Regions from separate parts of the Homo sapiens genome. Here all the other regions are linked to region 3. The links are chromatin contacts, found by Hi-C in ENCODE. All regions are on one chromosome and are shown on one strand. The core of a region is the stretch at or near the end of the contact, and the rest is flanking DNA. Distances in the headings are between cores, read along the strand shown. Region 1 holds the start of TPT1-AS1 (TPT1 antisense RNA 1). Region 2 overlaps RNASEH2B-AS1 (RNASEH2B antisense RNA 1). Region 3 holds the start of NUDT15 (nudix hydrolase 15). Region 4 holds the start of DLEU2 (deleted in lymphocytic leukemia 2).

Region 1 (3,265 bases), core at 568-3,067, 2.7 Mb after region 3:
GAGGTTTGAGAGCCTTCACTGACCATGTGTCATATCCATTTATTTTGGGATCCCTTTCACCCCATTTTTAACTTCCTCCCAGTTGCCCAATGTCCTCTGGAGTTTTCCATCCAAGACCCCCATCTTTTTTTTTCCCTTTCCCCCCTTTTTAGCTTCCTCCCAGTTGCCCAATGTCCTCTGGAGTTTTCCATCCAAGAACTCCAGCTTCTTTTTTTGGGGGTGGGGGAGGACGGGGTTTCACTCTTGTTGCTCAGGCTGGAGTGCAATGGCGCGATCTCGGCTCACTGCAACCTCCGCTTCCCGGGTTCAAGCGATCCTCCTGCCTCAGCCTCCCGAGTAGCCGGGATTACAGGCGCGTGTCGGGATCACACGTGTGAGCCACCACGCCCAGTCCCCCCATCTTCTTAAAGGGGTTAATTTCTTGGCTCTTGCATTTTGACTTTTCCATCATTCCAATTGCCATCCTGTGTCCTGCTCTTTCCCAAGGGTTGCATTCTTACTCTGCTGAATGCTATATTATTGGATTTATGAACAATTGTTAATGTATTATAATTGTCTGATACTTTGATTTACCAGAATGAACACTTCTATAAGTAGGACTGGATCGAACTTGTTCACAATTGGAATCTTGGTGCAAATCCTAGTTCTAAGGGATACAAAGCACAAAATATTTGCGAAATAGAACAAGCTTTCAGACTTCATACTGGCATGTATCTTTGCCTTATGCCAAAGATGTGACGATGTGACTAAATACGGAAGTTTTGTTTTGCTATTGAGCCAAGGTCTTGCTCTGTCATTCAGGCTGGAGCGCAGTGGTGCAATCATAGCTCAGTGTAACCTCCAACTCCCGGGCTCAAGCGATCCTCCCAGCTCAGCCTCCCTAATAGCTGGGATTACAGGCAGGCACCACCGCACCCAATTAATTTTTAATTTGTGTGTGTGTGTGTGTGTGTAGAGACAGGGTTTCAGTAGTTGCCTCCCAAAGTTCTGGGATTACAGGCATGAGCTACCATGCAGGACCTGTTTTGTTTTAATACTTAGTAATTGGGTGTAAAGTCCTTCAAAAAACAGGTGGGGCAGGTGGGAAACTCCCTTTGTGTGACCCTCTAGCACCAGGGATAAAATTTCAACTTCATCTTAAAGCGACAACATACTTTTCCAAGACCAAGTGCGAAATAGTAAAGGGAAGAGCTAGCTCCGTAGCCGTCCGCCACAGAATGCCACAAGCTTTCAATTATGGGACAAAATTGGAACACATGGAAACCCTGTGCAGACTCCCGTGACATCTTCCCTCCTCTCCAAGTCCCTTCCCACAGACCTTGCGCCCCACACGATTATTCCCCAGGGGCCGAGCAGGACGACTTGGGTCCCACTATCCGGACTCAGCGGTGCCCCCACAAAAGCGTCCCAAAAACTCCAGCTGGGGCAGCCCTGGGGCAGATGCTGAAAAGTTGTCAGAGGCCCTCGGGCAGTCCCGAGATCTACCCCAGGCCAGAGGGCCTGACCCTCCCTAAATGCGACGTTCTCCTACCTTGGTTGATACTCACGTTCCCAGAAAAGGGTGGAACCTAGGCTGGACGAGGCGCAGGGCCAAAGTTTAATTCCTCTAAGCTCCACCCAGCTCCCAGCACCTCTCCAGGCGGCCCCGTGGGGTAGGGCGGAGCCGGGTCCAACGTACTCCGCTTCCCCCGCTCCACCCACCCAGGGCTAGGGAGCGCCCCGAGAGTTGGCCTCCTCCCACGCTGCGCGCGCACCTCCCCGCCCCCACCCCTACCCGCTGGCGTGCCCAGTGGAACGGAGCCTTGTGTCTCCGCCTCAAGTCCCCGGATGCTCACCTCCCCGACTCGCCCCCGCTGTGGCCCCGCCCCCGCGCGGCTCTTCGTGCCACGTCACCGCCTGCGTCGCTTCCGGAGGCGCAGCGGGCGATGACGTAGAGGGACGTGCCCTCTATATGAGGTTGGGGAGCGGCTGAGTCGGCCTTTTCCGCCCGCTCCCCCCTCCCCCCGAGCGCCGCTCCGGCTGCACCGCGCTCGCTCCGAGTTTCAGGCTCGTGCTAAGCTAGCGCCGTCGTCGTCTCCCTTCAGTCGCCATCATGATTATCTACCGGGACCTCATCAGCCGTGAGTCCTCACTGCACTATCCTTACTGCCGCACACGGGGGTCTGGGGTGCGGGTGGGGGCGGGGAAGGCGCAGCCGTCGCGGGCCTAGGGGACGCCGGCGGTCTTAGCCGAGCGCGGAGGGGTCGGTGCCCGGGGCTCGCGCCCAGCTCTGGTGTGCTACGGAGGGGCAGATCCCGCGTGCGGCCGCCGGCGCGGGAAATGCGGGAAATGGCGGCGCCAGGCGCACGGTGATGGGCGGCTCTGTGTATCCGGCAGACGATGAGATGTTCTCCGACATCTACAAGATCCGGGAGATCGCGGACGGGTTGTGCCTGGAGGTGGAGGGGAAGGTGAGTCGGTCGGGCCTGCGCGTGGGGGAGTCCGGGCCGAGCGGGCTCGGGTTTCCTCCGCTCCCCCGCCTGAGGTTGTGCAATCCTCCCCGCCGCCTCCTGGCGGAGGAGACGCTCTTTCCGGGCTTGGGTTTTTCTAGAAAACTGGAGGCGGAGCTGATCCTGGAAATAGGCCCGCCGCCTCGGCGCCCATCCTCCTCCCGGGGTTGTCCGGGACATGATGCTTCCGGCTTAGGAGCCTGGAGTCCTTTCGTGTTTGTCCTGTCCCCACTTACCAACCGGAGGCATCACATGCCCGCAACTGGAAACAACTTTTTAATGACCCCATTTTTTGTTCCGGCCAACAGACAACTCTTTTAAGTTAGGTCGTTTTGAGAAATCCACGGGTCACAACTTTATTCCCAAAATGGTGCTTTTTTTATTTTCAGCAAGAACTAAGAATACTTCTTATCCGTGAACTATTGGCGTGGAAGGTGCTTTGGATGCGTTTGTGTCTTTTGCAATTATACTGCTTTTTCTTAATGCAGATGGTCAGTAGGACAGAAGGTAACATTGATGACTCGCTCATTGGTGGAAATGCCTCCGCTGAAGGCCCCGAGGGCGAAGGTACCGAAAGCACAGTAATCACTGGTGTCGATATTGTCATGAACCATCACCTGCAGGAAACAAGTTTCACAAAAGAAGCCTACAAGAAGTACATCAAAGATTACATGAAATCGTAAGTGATACTGGCAGTACCTAGCTGATGTCTAGAATCTTACAGGATTTAAAGATTGGCTAACTTTTGAGGTTCTTTCGCAGTGGGTATACTTTTG
Region 2 (3,275 bases), core at 776-3,275, 2.9 Mb before region 3:
TGTTCATGTTTTGGGAGTTCCAGCATGAGCCTAGCTTGACATCGTAGGGTATAACAGGGCCTATTTTTCAGGTGGGTAGGAAAAGTCTAGTTGCATAATGATAGAATTATCTTGGGAGAATAACCCACTAAAAGAAGCTCACACCCTTGGGTCAACCACAGTGCTCTAGCACTGGAAAAAGAGGACAACATTGAGTTATATTGTTTACTACTTAGAGCTTCTTCTGGCCCAGTCCCTGGGATTAGTAGTTAAATTCTAGGAAAATTTCAGAGACATTGGAGTACAAATTACTCATAAGACCACTTAAATTAATTAAGTAGTTTCACCTACGAGGAATCAAAATACCTGACTCAAGCTTGTGTATGCAATAAGAACATTTATCTACATAACTGGATTTCAAAGGTAGGGCAGCATTAGTTTCATCCTAAGACTGGTTCTCCTTGTGCTCGCAATATGGCTGCCAGTGGCCATGGGGGATATATACTTCCTGGTATACAATGTAACATGAAATATGAGTCCTTGTTTTTATTCTGCTTATTTCATCTCGGATTATGGTGCCCATCCCTGTACTAATCTCAGGGGATGGAAGACTGCCATTGGCTTCACCTAATTAGGTTCTATCACCAGTGATCCAGATATGGTCAGTTTCCTCTGAGGTATTTGGAAAATAGGTAGTTTTCTGAAAATTACTTTGGTTCTCTAAAGTACTAATGAATATTTTGCAGAAAATGAACACCTTCCATGACTCTCACCCACTGGTGTCTGGGCTGGTGGGACAAGAGAGCATCTGCTGTTTGATGAAATAAATTTATGTTGAGGTTATCAGAGCAGGAGGTTGTTGACAAGCACGGGTGTCTATAATGGTCTTGTAAGAGCTGAAAGTGTTACTGGCGGTGAATCTGTATAGGTCTGCAGCAACAATTCTTACCTTCTCAGAAGAAAGAATTTGGCTCAGGGGCATAAGGCAGAGTGAGAGACTGAGGCAAGTTTTAGAGCAGTGGTGAAAGTGTATTAAAAAGCTTTAGAGCAGGAATGAAAGGGAGTAAAGTACACTTGGAAGAGGGCCAAGCAAGCAACTTGGGAGATCAAGTACACAGTTTGACCTTTTGACTTTGAGTTTTATATGCTGACATACTTACAGGGTCTTGGGTCCCCTCTCCCCTGATTCTTCCCTTGGGGTGGGCTGACCACTTGTGTGCTAGTGCTTGGGAGGGGCCGCATGCGCAGTGTGTTTACTGGAGTTGTACACATGCTTACTTGAAGCACTCTTCTCTTACCAGTTGATTGCTCCTAGAAGGTCATATACCAGTCAAACTCTGCCATTTTGCCTCTTAGTGTGCATGCTTGAACCCACTGGCCCAACTCCTGAGATCTTATCCGGAAGCTGCTGATCACCAGTTTCAGGTGTTTTCTATCTATTGGGAGGCTGCCTTTCCCTGGCATCTGGGTTTCTCATTCACTGCTATTGACTTGGGCCGAAATTACATGTTCCATGCAGCTGGAAGGAAGTTGCCTAAGAAAAGCTATCAAACACTTGTGAGGATTGGAGACTACAGCAAATCCACAAGTGATGAACCTGCTGGCTAGTTCAAGAAAATTCAAGAAATATATTTGGACAGACCTCTAGAGATTTGGCTAAAATAAAGAAGAGCAGACACTTAAAAAAGTATTTTTTCTTTGATTTGTGGTATAATTTTAAATCATGAATCTAACCCATTTCTTGATAGGTGGGTTTGAACTACAGAAATTCTAGTTCAACTTTTACCTCTTCTGAAGGCATCATTTTAATGTTAATGCATGTTGATATATGTCTCCTTTCTTTAGCAATAGGACTTCCTTGAGCTGATTAGAGTAGCTGTGCCATCTGCAAAAACTCTACCTTAATGCATCTACTTTAAAACCTTGAAAACCTTAATGCATCTACTTTGCATGTAAACAGGGAGCATGGCTGTGGCCTAACTGAATTTCAATGCCTGTAAGTGTGGTTTCCTGAAAAAGAAAATGAAACCCTGTCTCCATGTCTTCACAGCATGCATACTTTTTTTTTTTTTAAACTGTGCATCTGAGTCACACTGAACAACTCTCTTTCTACTCCAAAGGGGGAAAATAAGTTAAATTTATGTTTCATGCCTGTAAGGCATTTTAAAGTTAATCGGGCCCTTTGGGCCTAATTTAATTTGTGTAAGATTGCTGTTGATGATTAGAATAGCTATTTAAGATTTTTGTTAACAGTCTGTTATGTGGACTTAATGGAAGCACTCCAAAAGCAGTCTGTTCACTTTCCCCTGTCAAATTCAGGTTACAGAGCCTTCACAGATGTGAGTAGACATCAATACGAAAAGGGGATAGAACACAAATTAAAATCAGAAGTGTACTCAAACTGCCAGTGTTGAGCTTTGGTTAAAAACATCTGTCACATAAAAGCAAACACTCAGAGCCGTTACGTCTTGTAACAGTTGTCTTTATTTTTCATATCTTTGGCATTTTCATCATTTCATGTTAGTGCTGTCTTTGGAATTTTTCATACAAGTGATTGCTTTTTTTAACATCACTGATTTCTCTACACAAACATTTGTAAGGCTTTTGTCTCAACACTACAAAGAGAGAGAATATCAAGCAGAGCTGGAATTTGAATGGTCTCGTAGAATCTGAAAAATGCTAAATGACGAGTTAATGGGTGCAGCACACCAGCATGGCACATGTATACATATGTAACTCACCTGCACATTGTGCACATGTACCCTAAAACTTAAAGTATAATAATAATAAAAAAAGATTTTACTTTAAAAAAAAAAAAAAAGAAAAATCGGCTGACCAACGCAGAGCACTTTAGCGAAGTGAATGTATTTGACTCATTCTGGCCAACATTAGATCAAACTCTCCCTTTGATTCCTGCTACAAGGTTATTTTTCATCGTTTCAAAATTTACAGCTACCATTCTTATTTTACAGATGTCAGTGATCATAAGAAGCCCAGGTCTCCCTTCGGTACTATCAAGGAGATTTCAGGATGCTCTTGAGTCACTTTCCTGATATTTGTCATAAATCACATCTATTTTTTTCAGAGTTAAGATTTTATTTCTCTCATTACTTTGTTTCATAGCTTTTACAATTTCATTCCTTTATTCTGTTTTCATTTTCTGTTTTCCAGGCGTTGTATTTCAAAACCATGGCCCTTCTATTTCCTCTTTCTTATTGTTTTTCTCTTCCATGTTCACTTCTGCCTTCCTTAATTTTCTTTCCCTTCCTTTACTCTCATTTCTTTCACAGAGTGAG
Region 3 (3,102 bases), core at 143-2,642:
TCTCTGTGGGACTTCCCAACAACTGACAAACATACCCTGAGAAAGCACACATGTGGATATCATGCCCAGAGGACACCAATGGATGGATCAGAGCAGCATCAGTCACCTGAATGGCTTGCTCTCTCTCCTCCTCCAACACACTGGAGAAAGAAGGAAACTCAGAGACAGCCAGGTGAGAAGAGGAGGAGGATACAGAAAAGCAGAACAATGGCTCACACCTCCTTTATGCACTGCAGGGGAGGGATTAGAAACTGGAAGTGACACTGAAGGTTTAAATTGGATTGGACTTTTAAATGCTTGGAAGTGAATCATACTGACCCAAATGTGATTTATTTTTATAACCAAGTGACAAGAAAACTATAGAATTTGCAGGAAACGTCACTGAAGAGGGAAAGAAAAAATCATGTTTGAAGGCAGTGGAAGGAGAAAATAAAACCATTTCCTGTTTGTTCTCCCATCAAATTTAGCCCACTGAGTATGCCAGTTATGTAAAGATCAAATGAAAGTATACATGCAAAGAGCTTGGCATATTATCCAGCCTTTAACAAAAAGCCCATTAGAGCTCAATGTTGGCTATGGTCATTGACCTCACGGGTGGATCACCTGAGGTCAGGAGTTCGAGACCAGCCTGGCCAACATGGCGAAACCCCGTCTCTACTAAAAATACAAAAATTAGCACGGCGTGGTAGCGGGCGCCTGTAATCCCAGCTACCAGGAGGCTGAGACACAAAAATCGCTTGAACCCAGGAGGCGGAGGTTGCAGTGACTGGAGATAGCACCACTGCACTCTGGCCTGGGCTACAGAGCGAGACACAGTCTCAAATCAATCAATCGATCAATCAATCAATCACATGGAAACGGTGCAATGTCTTAGCTGACAATATCGGGCTGCTGGAGGTTTACACACACCTGCTTTCCTCCTTTTGTGTGTAAGCTGTGAGAAACACACCTCACAGACGAACTCCCAACCACCACCCAGCAGGGGCGCAGCCGGAAAGACCCAGCTAGCAAAGACCTCGCCTGACCCAGCACAGCGCCCCCTCCTGGGCGCGATCCTACGTCGCCCAGAAGTCGAGGGGAGGAACCGAGGGAACGCGCAAGAAAGGACGCAGCGTCAGCGCGGACGTTCTCACGCACGGCACACGGAAGCAAGCACGGCGTGAGTTCGTCCCTCTGCGCACGCCCCGGTTTCCTCGCGTCCGCGGCTGCTCACCCGAACTCCAGATGACCTCCAGGGAGTTGGAAACTGCCAGCTCCAACCGAGCCTTTCCTCTTCCCCAGGAGGACGCAACGCGGATGCTTGCAGCTGGTCACCACGACTCCGACTCCGACTCCTGGCCGCCGCCCGCGCGGCTGTGCGCTGGCCGTCATAGCGCGCGGGAGGACGCGCCTGGCAGCGGCAGGAAGTGACGCGCTCACTACCCCGTCCCGCGGCCGCAGCCAATCTCTCCCCGCGAGGGCGGAGGCGCCGAAATCAAAGCGAGAGCGCCTCGGCCTCTCCAGCTGTCCGCGGTGCGTAATGCGTCGCGGAGGGCTATCAGGTTGGGGAATGCCGTGTTTCCTTCCGAAGGGCAGCGTGCCTTAGAGTTTCGCTGTAACTAAAGTCGCTTACAGTTGTGCTTTGAATATTCATCACCCGTCAGCCTATCCACTCCCAGATTCCTGCAAACCATGCATTTACATGTACAAGCCGCCTGCTCTTACCAACCTCGGCACCACTGCACATTCTTTTTTCCGTGAATGACCTCGCCCACCATGGTGCACCCATTTGCCCTGTAGCTCAAATCAGCGTGGTACCAGGATAAGGATAGGTCGTTTAGAAACATCCCATTATAAACAACTATGCTTAAGGTATATTCATAAGTCATGGGAGGAAATAAAGGCTAATTGATAAATCATGCTGGGAAGAGTTAGTTACAAACAGTGGAAAACAGACATTTTCAGATGTTTGCACACCATGCACCATGCAAAATACAAACCAGCTGAATCATAAAAACAAATGACTAGTTACTGGGAGGGTTTTCTCTCTTTCTCATTATTTTTACTTCTACCAAAGTAATGTGCACATACTGGTAATTTTATTTTATTTTAATTTTCACCAAGCTAGCTAATTTTCTTTCTTTTTTTTTTTTTTGTGGAGGTGGGCTGTCGGTCTTTTGTCGAGGCTGATCTCCAACTCCTGTCCTCAAGCAGTCCTTCCACTTGGGCCTACCAGAGTGCTGGGATAACAGGCGTGAACCACTGCGCCTGACCTATAGCTATAATTTTAAGAAGTAAAATGGTGCAAAAACCGCAACAAGAGCAACCTGACCCTCCTACTTTCAGAAACAATCACTTTTAACTCTTTGAACTGTATTTCTGATATTTGCCTACTTATTTCTAAGTAATATGCTTACTCTCCATGTTATACTAAATGGGTATTAAGCTTTTCACAGCATCTCTCCTCACTATCAACATTCACATTCATTACAAAGGTACTTACAATATCTTCTCAAAAAATGGTAGTATATAAAAAGGATAATATATTGAACAATGAGATTAATCCCAGAAATACTAGGTTGGCTTAATATTTGAAAAGCCAATGTAATTCAGCATATTAACAGAGGGAGAAAGGAAATACATATAATCATCTCAATAGATGCAGAAAAAAATTAATAAAATCCGATACTCAGTTGTGATTAAAAAAACTCCACAAAATCTCTGAGCAAACTAGAAATAAAATGAAACTTTAACATGATATATGGCATCTACAAAGACCTACAGCTAACATCATATTTAATGACTGTTTTGAGCTGAATTGTGTCCCCTCAAAATTCCTATGTCGAAGTCCTATCCCCCAGTACCTCAGCATTTGGAGACAGGATCAAGTTAAAATGAAGCCACTAGGGTAGGCCCTATTCTAATGTTATGACTGGTGTCCTCGCAAGAAGTAGAGATTAGAACCCAGACTGTGTTCTATTGGAAGACTGTATGATGACACAGGGAGAAGGCAGCCGTCTACAAGCCAAGGAGAGCAGCCTCAGAAGAAACCAAGTCTGCTGACACCTTGATCTTAGAATTCTAGCCTCCAGTATTGTGAGAAAATTAATTTATGTTATTTAA
Region 4 (2,828 bases), core at 100-2,599, 2.1 Mb before region 3:
CCCAGTGCCCAGCCAGGAAGCTCGGCTCGGGTTGCGCGAGTCCTTGAAGAGTCCCCCACGGCCTGCAGTTGGCCCGAATGAGGGTCTGTGCGCGGGAACGGTTTCCCCAAACCCCTTAAGTAATAACATAACCCTTCCAGACTGTTCATCACACTGTTCAGCTGCCAGGAAAGGTGCGACGCGCTTCTTGCCCTCGTCCCAGCTCAGCTCTAGTTTCTTCCGCCAGTGAGCTGAGAAGCCAAATTATTTTATTCCCACCCTGTAAAGTTAAACTGCAATATACATAAATCACTCAGGGAAGCTGCTAAGATAAATAACACTCAAATGAGCTACTTGCACTTGGTATTGTTGTAAGGCCTTCCTCTGGTGTTTACCGCCCTCCTTGTTTACATGAAGCTCAGGAACAGCGGCTTTAGGCCGGTAGGGAGCTCAGTTTCATTTCAAGGGTATGGCAAGGCCTATCATTTCGTCATAAGGCTTTGAAGGAAAGTTCGTCTGTTTTTGTCTCACATCTAACTTCCAGTAACTTCTCAAAAACTATATTCTTCCAACTGTAGCTCCGGTCTGCAAACTCCCTTCTCCCTAGCTGTCCGGGAAGGGGGACTCGAGCTCGCGCAACGCCCCGCTGCACCTGCGGAGGAGGGAGAGCGTCTGGGTGCGCCATGGAACGCCCGCACCGCGCTTCCCGCGCTCCGCCCGCCTGCCCGCGAACGGCTGCGAGCCACCCCCGCATCCCTCACACCTCTGCCCTCCCCAGTCGTGCGCGGGAGAGGGGGCTAGCACCGCAATGCCTGGAAGAGCGGCCGCGCGAGGGGCCTGGGGACAGGACAGCCTCCCGGCTCCGAGGCGAGGCCCGAATGCGCGCACACTCGGCGAGCGGGGCGGCGACTGGGGAGCCGGAGACGAGAGAGGGCGGAAGTGCGGGACGCCCCGCAGCACTCCCACAGGTCGCGGAGCCCGAGATCCTCGTCGGGTGGCGAGGGCGTGGGTGCCCACGCTATGCGTGACGCCTGAGCCGCGGCCCGAGCCCACGAGCTGGGTGAGGCCGCTGCCGCCGCCGCCGCCACGAAGCCTGGCGGGCGGCGCGGAGCCCCGGGGAGCTGGTTTTCCCGGGCGGGCACGTGACGGGGTTGGCAGCGTTCGGGCCCCGGCTGGGAGGGGGAAGAAGCGGGGAGCAGAAGGCCGCGGGCGGGCGGCTGGCGCGCTGTGTACTTAGGTCGTGTGCTGGGGCTTTTCTCTCCCAGGAGCCGGCGGGGGGAGGGGAGGGGGAGGGGCCACCGCTCCGCCTTCTCCTTTTCGCAATGTTGACGCAATCTATAAATAGTGGAACAAAAGGACCAACTTCCTCGGAGCTTTGCTGAAACTGCACAAAAAATCGAGCCGGGGGGTTCCCTGGTCCCCGGCGATGGGGCGGGGAGCGCTGCGCCGGGGGAGGGGGCGGGCGCGGCGGCGCGGGCCCCGCCGAGGGGGGACACCTGGCTGAGGCACAGCTGCCGCCGTGCCTTTCCGCGCGAGCCCAGAGCTCCGATCCCTGCGCGGGCTCGAGAGCTCGCCCCGAACGGGGGTCTTCCTCCTCCGCCGTTGACAGGTCAGTCCGTACCGCCCCTTTCAACACTGTGGGCTTTCTTTTTCCTCCCCCGAGCCTCCACTTTTAGAAGGGAACTGAGAGGAAAAATAGAACGAGGCGCTGCAGCAACAGCCAGCAAATCTGCAACCCCAGCAGTCCACACGGCAGGGGTGGCCGAGGGGGCTCAAGGAGGCGGTCCCCGCCTGGCCCCTCGTCGTATGGCCGGTGCCTGCGCCGCAGCCAAAGACGGAGGACTGGCGTGCGCCACCCGGGCGGTAGGGAGAGCGGAGGCGCGGGCCGCCTTGCTGGGGTCGAGGAGGGGCTCCCGGCTGCTTCTCTCGCCCGTGGGCCGACCCCCGGAGGCTACGCGTCAGGGCCCGGAGGCCGCTGCATGCGCCTCGCTCCCTCCGAGCTCGGACCCGGCGCCTCAGCTTCGTCCTCTAACTGCTGTGGGAGGATGGAGCAGAGAAGCGCTGTCGCTGCACGCCGCCGTGCCCCCTGGCTCTGGTGCCCACGCAGCCAGCAAGCACTGAGCTGGGGGGCAGGGTGGAACCGGGGCACGCTCGCTTCTCGGAGCCTCGGACCTGAGCGCGAGCGCCCGCCGCGCCGCCGTGGCGGTTCCACAGGGCGCGGGGAGGGGGCGGAGCTGGCGCTGTTGACAGCGGTGCCGGAGCGGGGAGGGCGAAAGTTGGGGAGAGGGGGCGGGGGAGAGGTGGGAGTCGGGGCTGGGGGAGAGAGCGCGCGCGCGGGCTTCGGCGGGGAGAGGGGGGCCGGGTCATGTGATGTACAGACACCCCCGCTACAGGCTGGCTGCAGGGGTGACGTCACCACCCTTGACTGCAGGGGGTGGCACTTCCGCTCCCTCCCCAGCTGCTCCCCAGCCCCTGGCACCGCCGGCTGGAGCCCTTTCGCAGTTTGAGTGGGCAGAGGGAGAGAGGGGTTTTCCTTCTGGCCCCAGCCCGACTGCTTCTCCCGCCGCCCGGAGTCCCCGCCCTGGGACCGGAATGGGAGCCGCGGCCGCCCCCTCCCGACGCGTCCCATTGTGTGAGCGGGCGGCGCAGGGCGGAGGCTGGTGCCGGCCCCCCGCAACTCTGCGCTCCCGAGGGGGCGGGGGCGGACCCCGCGCAGTCAAGGCCAGGTCCAGCCGCCCGCCGGCTCCTCCTTCCCCAGAGCGCCGTCCGCGCGCGGGAAGTCCGACGCTGTCGACTCGGTCCGGACACCGCGGCCTCGCCCGCGTCCCTGGGGCGCCGGGTGGTGAGAG

Evidence for each region. A loop is a pair of places that touch in the nucleus more often than their neighbours do. Pooled maps may share reads with other maps.
Region 1: a pooled map shows a loop between it and region 3 (11-fold over the local background). The contact joins the promoter of TPT1-AS1 here to the promoter of NUDT15 in region 3. A Hi-C loop is called at or near these places in 12 of 50 pooled maps.
Region 2: a pooled map shows a loop between it and region 3 (4-fold over the local background). The contact joins the enhancer-like site here to the promoter of NUDT15 in region 3. A Hi-C loop is called at or near these places in 5 of 50 pooled maps.
Region 4: a loop to region 3 is called in a map of CD8-positive, alpha-beta T cell, with 8 times the contacts of the local background. The contact joins the promoter of DLEU2 here to the promoter of NUDT15 in region 3. A Hi-C loop is called at or near these places in 2 of 168 maps with a recorded cell type or tissue (CD8-positive, alpha-beta T cell and naive thymus-derived CD4-positive, alpha-beta T cell) and 7 of 50 pooled maps.

Annotation. Positions count from the first base shown.
Region 1 is chr13:45,339,897-45,343,161 of GRCh38, reverse strand. It overlaps TPT1-AS1 (TPT1 antisense RNA 1), which reads right to left and starts at 1,817. Exons shown (of 11, transcript NR_024458.1): 1 at 1,775-1,817. It overlaps TPT1 (tumor protein, translationally-controlled 1), which reads left to right and starts at 1,979. Exons shown (of 6, transcript NM_003295.4): 1 at 1,979-2,120; 2 at 2,377-2,450; 3 at 2,978-3,168. The coding sequence starts at 2,093. LOC124903169 (a long non-coding RNA gene) reads right to left here and starts at 1,728. Exons shown (of 2, transcript XR_007063781.1): 1 at 1,532-1,728. RefSeq lists enhancers at 1-540, 2,120-2,909 and silencers at 1,603-1,802, 1,963-2,072, 2,153-2,222.
Region 2 is chr13:50,892,446-50,895,720 of GRCh38, reverse strand. The region is part of intron 1 of RNASEH2B-AS1 (RNASEH2B antisense RNA 1); the gene reads left to right. Among named protein-coding and RNA genes, the nearest start is that of RNASEH2B, 16 kb to the left of the region's middle. RefSeq lists enhancers at 1,986-2,135, 1,606-2,145. Within about 2 kb of position 2,025, at least 8 of the 41 ENCODE cell types and tissues checked have a DNase peak (open chromatin) inside an H3K27ac peak, as active enhancers do.
Region 3 is chr13:48,036,016-48,039,117 of GRCh38, reverse strand. It overlaps NUDT15 (nudix hydrolase 15), which reads right to left and starts at 1,392. Exons shown (of 3, transcript NM_018283.4): 1 at 1,214-1,392. The coding sequence starts at 1,371. It overlaps LOC124903172 (a long non-coding RNA gene), which reads left to right and starts at 1,126. Exons shown (of 2, transcript XR_007063788.1): 1 at 1,126-1,512. RefSeq lists enhancers at 896-1,055, 1,106-1,345, 512-1,387, 1,388-2,264.
Region 4 is chr13:50,124,062-50,126,889 of GRCh38, reverse strand. It overlaps DLEU2 (deleted in lymphocytic leukemia 2), which reads left to right and starts at 1,349. Exons shown (of 14, transcript NR_152566.1): 1 at 1,349-1,588. The region is part of intron 2 of DLEU1 (deleted in lymphocytic leukemia 1); the gene reads right to left. RefSeq lists silencers at 897-1,226, 1,257-1,466, 1,787-2,296, 2,377-2,828 and an enhancer at 518-1,228.